2 separate regions of the Homo sapiens genome follow, and region 2 is linked to region 1. A link is an interaction called in ENCODE POLR2A ChIA-PET data of the cell type or tissue named here. Cell type or tissue: PC-9. All regions are shown on one strand. Each heading gives the region's core, and the rest is flanking DNA. Links, peaks and the distances in the headings are about the cores only. Region 1 overlaps LOC105371082 (a long non-coding RNA gene). Region 2 has its middle 3.7 kb from the start of TXNDC11-AS1.

Region 1 (2,913 bases), core at 279-2,778:
TGGTGAAACCCTGTCTCTACTAAAAATACAAAAAAATTAGCTGGGCGTGGTGGCAGATGCCTGTAATCCCAGCTACTTGGGAGGCTGAGGCAGGAGAATTGCTTGAACCCGGAACAAGGAGGTTGCAGTGAGCCAAGATTGCGCCATTGCACTCCAGCCTGGGCGACAAGAGCGATACTCTGTCCGCCCCCCCCCAAAAAAAAAGATAATTTATGCAAAGACTTAAAACAGTGTCAGGCACACAGTAAGTGCTGAATTAAAGCTAACTTTCGCCAGGCGCAGTGGCTCAAACCTGTAATCTCAGCACTTTGGGAGAGTAGGGAAGGAGGATCGCTTGAGCCCCAGAGTTTGAGACGAGTCTGGGCAGCTAGTGATGACCCCATGTTTACAAATAATTTAAAAATTAGCCAGGTGTGGTGGCATGCAGCTGTGGTCCCTGCTACTCAGTAGGCTGAGGCAGGAGGACTACCTGGGCCCAGGAAGTCGAGGCTGCAGTGAGCTATGATCATGCCACTGCACTCCAGCTTGGGCCACAGAGCAAGACTCTATCTTAAGATAATTTTTAATGAAATTAATGACAAGGACATGGTGGGGGGCTGCAAACAGATGTTTCCACAGGGAGTGCACAGTCCTGCCAGTGACGGAGCAGGTCTCCTTCTTGGTTTATTGAAAAGTCGAGGAAAATGTGGATAATTCATGTCCAGGGACCTGTAGCCAACAGAAAAAAGCCCCTGCCTTCCCCGACTCAGAGCTGCTGTAATACAGAAGCCACAAGCCACATGGGGTGACTGAGCACTTGAATGGTGGCTTAATATGAGTTGAGACGAGCTGTCAGTATCAGTTATACAATGGATATCAAAGATGCGGTATGAGCAAAGGTCCTGAGGCAGCTTACCTGGCATGTCTACGAACAGCAAAGCAGTGAGTAGGAGATGAAAGCAGTGATGTGATCTTGTGGTGTCTGTTTCTGTGTCTGTCGCCCCACTTGACTATTGCTTCCTTTGGCAGGGGCTGCATCTGCCGTGTACGTTTCCATAGCCACGGGCTGGCATGGCATCTGGCATATAGTAGGTGCTTACCACATGTTTGTTGAATGAATGAATGGATGTTGGTGGTAACTACATGCAGCTGAGTTAAACTGAGCCCAAGGAGAGAGAGGACCAAATGCCTGCTGTAGTGGACACTGGTGTGTGCCCGGGTCCCCCTTCTACACAGAGGCAGTCACTCCCCAGCTGCTGGGAGAGCTGGTGGCTGATGGTTTGTGCCCAGCTGAGTCCCTCTCTGGGCATGGCCCCCTAGACCCCCTACCCCACGGGTCAGCACACCTCCAAAGACTGGTGAATATGGAGTACAAAAGCCCGGCCCCCTTTTCCCCAGGCAGGACAGCTCTGCTGTGCTACTTGAGCTCCAGAACTTTCCCCAGGGATGACTGAGGCCTTTGTTGCGACTGCATCTGCATCGCAGCTCAACTCCTCTGCCTGGTCCTGCTGACCTCACTCCCACGCAGGTGCTGCCTCCAAGAGCACTCCCCAATAAACCTGCTCACTCGTCCGTGGGCTTCCCTGGGAACCTGACTTGTTACTCTTCTCAAGCCATAACCCTGTCATTCGTCCATTCATTCAGTAAATATGTACTGAACAGCTATGCCCCAGGCATTGTTTTGGGATCCAGCAGCAACCCCAGACAGACCAGGACTGTTTGTGTAGGGATACTGGCCATCGAGTTTTTAGATTTCACCAAGACTGAATCTCATCATCTCCAGCCCCACCATGGCCATGACACTCCTGGGAGGCCTGGCTGCTTCAGCTCCCTAGAGTGGCCCTTAGAAGGTGTGGACAGGTGTGGGGACAGGAAGGGAGCAGACCCAGGAGCCCAGGTCTGTGGAGTCAGGCAGACCCAGGTTCGAATTCAGCTTAGTGCTTTTTTGCATTTCCCTAGTGACTAATGATATTGAGCATCTTTTCATGTGTTCACTGGCTTTTGTATATGGTGTTAGTCCACTTTTGTTGCTATAAAGGAATACCTGAGGCTAAGTAACTCATAAAGAAAAGAGGTTCGGGCGCAGTGGCTCACACGTATAACCCCAGCACTTTGGGAGGCCAAGGTGGGTAGATCACTTGAGGTCAGGAGTTCAAGACCAACCTGGCCAACATGGTAAAACCTCGTCTCTACTAAAAATACAAAAATTAGCTGGGTATGGTGGTGCGTGCCTGTAGTCCCAGCAACTCCGGAGGCTGAGGCAGTCAAGACAGTGCACTACAGCCTGGGTGACAGAGCGAGACTCCCTCTCAGAAAGAAAGAAAAGAAAAGAGGGCTGGGCGCGGTGGCTCATGCCTGTAATCCCAGCACTTCGGGAGGCTAAGGTGGGAAGATTACTTGAGCTTAGGAATTCGAGACCAGCCTGGGCAACACAGCGAGACCTTGTCTCTATTATAAATAAAAACAAAAAGTTAGCTACCAAAAATGAGGTGGCGTGCACCTGTAGTCCCAGCTACTTGGGCAGCTAAGGTGGGAGGATCACTTGAGTCTGGGAGACTGAGGCTGCAGTGAGCTATGATCACACCATTGCACTCTAGCATGGGTGACAGAGTGAGACCCTGTCTCGAAAAATAAAAAAAAAAAGAAAAGAGGTTTATTTGGCTCACAGTTCTGCAGGCTGTACAAGCATGGCACCAGTATCTGTTCGGATTCTGGTGAGGCCTCAGGAAGCTTTTACTCTTGGTAGAAGGCAGAGCGGGAGCAGGCATGTCATGTGGTGAGAGAGAAGGGAGGAGGTGCTGGGTTCTTTTAAACAACTAGACCTCAGATGAACTCATAGAGTGAGACCTCATTGCTGCAAGGACAGCACCAAGCTGTTCATGAGAGATCCGCCCCCATAACCCAGACACCTCCCACTAGGCCCAACCTCCAACA
Region 2 (2,913 bases), core at 174-2,673, 410 kb after region 1:
CTGACCTAAGGTGATCCACCCGCCTCGGCCTCCCAAAGTGCTAGGACTACAGGCATGAGCCACCACGCCCAGCCTCTTGGCCACTTTTTATACCAAGATCAAGTTGCTCGGGGTTTGAGGAGGGAATGGGGCAGAGGAATATATATGTGTCATGTGCTGTGACAGTGGTCCCAGAAAATTATGATACTGTTTTTATTGTACTGTTTCTTTTCTTTGACAGAGTCTTGCCCTGTCACCCAGGCTGGAGTGCAGTGGCACCATCTTGGCTCACTACAACCTCCACCTCCTGGGTTCAAACAATTCTCATGCCTCTGCCTCCCAAGTAGTTGGGATTACAGGCGTGTGCCACCATGTCTGGCTAATTTTTGTATTTTTTGTAGTGATGGGGTTTTCCCATGGTGGCCAGGCTGGTCTCGAACTCCTGACCTCAAGTGATCTGCCTGCCTTGGCCTCCCAAAGTGTTGGGATTAAAGGCGTAAGCCACCAGTCCCGGCCCACTATACTTTTTCTATGTTTGGGTAAATTTAGATACACAAATACCACTGTGTTACAGTTGCCTAAGATATTTAGTATAGTAACATGCTGTACTGGTTTGTAGCCTAGGAGCAATAGGCTATACCATATACTATATAGCAATAGCCTAGGCGTGGTAGTAGGCTATACTGTCTAGGTTTGTGTGAGTGTACGCTATGGATGTTCACACAACACTGGTATCACCTAACAATGTTATTTCTCAGAACGTGTCGCTGTGATGCATGGCCATGTATTTCCTCAATATTAACCCTTCCTTGCAGCCAGAGAGAACTAATGCTTATTAATTTTGATTTTTTTTTTTTTTTTCCGAGACGGAGTCTTGCTCTGTTGCCCAGGCTGGAGTGCAGTGGTGCAACCTCAGCTCACTGCAACCTCTGCCTCCCAGGTTCAAAAGATTCTTCTGCCTCAGTCTCCCAAGTAGCTGGGACTATAGATGTACACCACCATGCCCAGCTAATTTTTGGATTTTTTTTTTCTTGAGACGGAGTTTCACTCTTGTTGCCCAGGCTGGAGTGCAATGGCACGACCTCGGCTCACCGCAACCTCCGCCTCCTGGGTTCAAGCGATTCTCCTGCCTCAGTCTCCCCGAGTAGCTGGGATTACAGGCACATGCCACCACACCTGGCTAGTTTTGTATTTTTAGTAGAGACGGGGTTTCTCCATGTTGGTCAGGCTGGTCTCAAACTCCCAACCTCAGGTGATCTGCCCACCTCAGCCTCCCAAAGTCCTGGGATTACAGGCGTGAGCCACCACATCCAGCCTAATTTTTGTGTTTTTAGTAGAGATGGGGTTTCACCATGTTGGCAGTGCTTATTAATTTTGAAAGCTTGCAAGCTTTTACTTACAAAACAGGACATGCCTAACAACACAAGATAGCAGATTATGCAGAAGAAAAGGGCAGGCCCTTGGCCTGGGTACTCTGGACAGTGGTGTTTCTGTTCTTGGAGACTGTATCATCACCACAGAATGGGCTTTCTAGAAATGGGCATTCATCCCTTGCATCAGATAAAGCAGTGTATATTCTCATCTCCCCAGGCCAGCTAAAGAATGTTCTTGAGGCATCAGGCGCGGTAATTCTCACCTGTAATCCCAGCACTTTGGGAGGCTAAGGTGAGAGGATTGCTTAAGTCCAGGAGTTGGAGATCAGCCTGGGCAACATAGTGAGATGTCAACTCTACAAAAAATAAAATACAAAAAACATTAGCTGGGCATGGTAGTGCATGCCTGTAGTCCTAGCTACTTGGAGGGCTTAGGCAGGAGGATCACTTGAGCCCAGAAGGTTGAGGCTACAGTGATACAGTGAGCTAAGGTTGTGCCACTGTACTCCAGCCTGGGGGACAGAGCAAGACCCTGTCTCTAAAAAAACCAAAAAGAAAAAGAATATTTCAAATCTGCCCTAACTGCTCTCCTTCAGTTTCCCAATTGGTGCAGGTACCTGGAACTAAATCAAAACAAAGGTTGGGGGCTCTATGCAAACAGTCCTCACAGGATAGGAAGCTCCAGGAAGGGTGAGTGATGGAGAGGGGTGGGCACCTCTGGGCAGCAGCCCCCTGCCCAGGGCACCTCAGTCACAGGGTGGGAGCACTGTGCAGAGAAGGGGTCCCTGAGGGTAGGAAAGATTCACCTGCAGCTTCCACACCTTCAGGGCAGATGCGACAGCTCACTACAGCCAAACAAAACTGAGGTCACAACTCTTGCAGAGCACTGTTGATATTCACAATAGCCAAAAAGCAGAAACAACCCAAATGTCCATCAACCGATGAATGGATATTTTAAAAATGTGATCCATCCAAACAGTAGAGTATTATGTGGCTATAAAAAGTAATGAAGCACCACCGGACACGGTGGCTCATGCCTGTAATCCCAGCACTTTGGGAGGCCAAGGCAGGTGGATCACCTGAGGTCAGGAGTTCAAGACCAGCCTGACTAACATGGTGAAACCCCCGTCTCTACCAAAAATACAAAAAAATTAGCTGGGCATGGTGGTGTATGCCTGTAATCCCAGCTACTCGGGAGGCTGAGGCAGGAGAATTGCTTGAACCCAGGATACAGAGGTTGCAGTGAGCCAAGATTGCGCCACTGCACTTCAGCCTGGGAGACGAGCGAAACTCCATGTCAAAAAAAAAAAGTAATGAAGTACTGATACATGCCACGACACAGGTGAGCACTGGAGAATTATGCTAAGGAAAGAAGCCAGTCGTAAAAGGCCACATATTATGATTCCATTTATACGAAATGTCTAGGACAGGAGAATCCCTGGAGACAGAAGGCAGGTTAATGGATGTCCACAGTTTGAGAGGCAGGACAAGTGTGTAGATTCTGGGAGTGATGGCTAAGGCGTGTGGGCTTTATTTAGGGAATGAAAATATTCTAGAATTG

Evidence for each region. Peaks named below come from ENCODE experiments on the same cell type or tissue, not always from the same donor. Only the 100,000 strongest peaks of a DNase experiment are listed, where the experiment ranks them.
Region 2: POLR2A ChIA-PET joins it to region 1 with 12 read pairs; 2 of 35 experiments call an interaction of 5 or more read pairs at or near these places.

What each region holds. Positions count from the first base shown.
Region 1 is chr16:11,332,359-11,335,271 of GRCh38, forward strand. The region is part of intron 1 of LOC105371082 (a long non-coding RNA gene); the gene reads left to right. Among named protein-coding and RNA genes, the nearest start is that of RMI2, 12 kb to the right of the region's middle. In PC-9, for the core only: no CTCF peak of the experiment used is centred there; a DNase peak (open chromatin) is centred at 1,563; H3K27ac peaks cover 521 bases.
Region 2 is chr16:11,745,268-11,748,180 of GRCh38, forward strand. No RefSeq gene overlaps it. Among named protein-coding and RNA genes, the nearest start is that of TXNDC11-AS1, 3.7 kb to the left of the region's middle. In PC-9, for the core only: no CTCF peak of the experiment used is centred there; no DNase peak of the experiment used is centred there.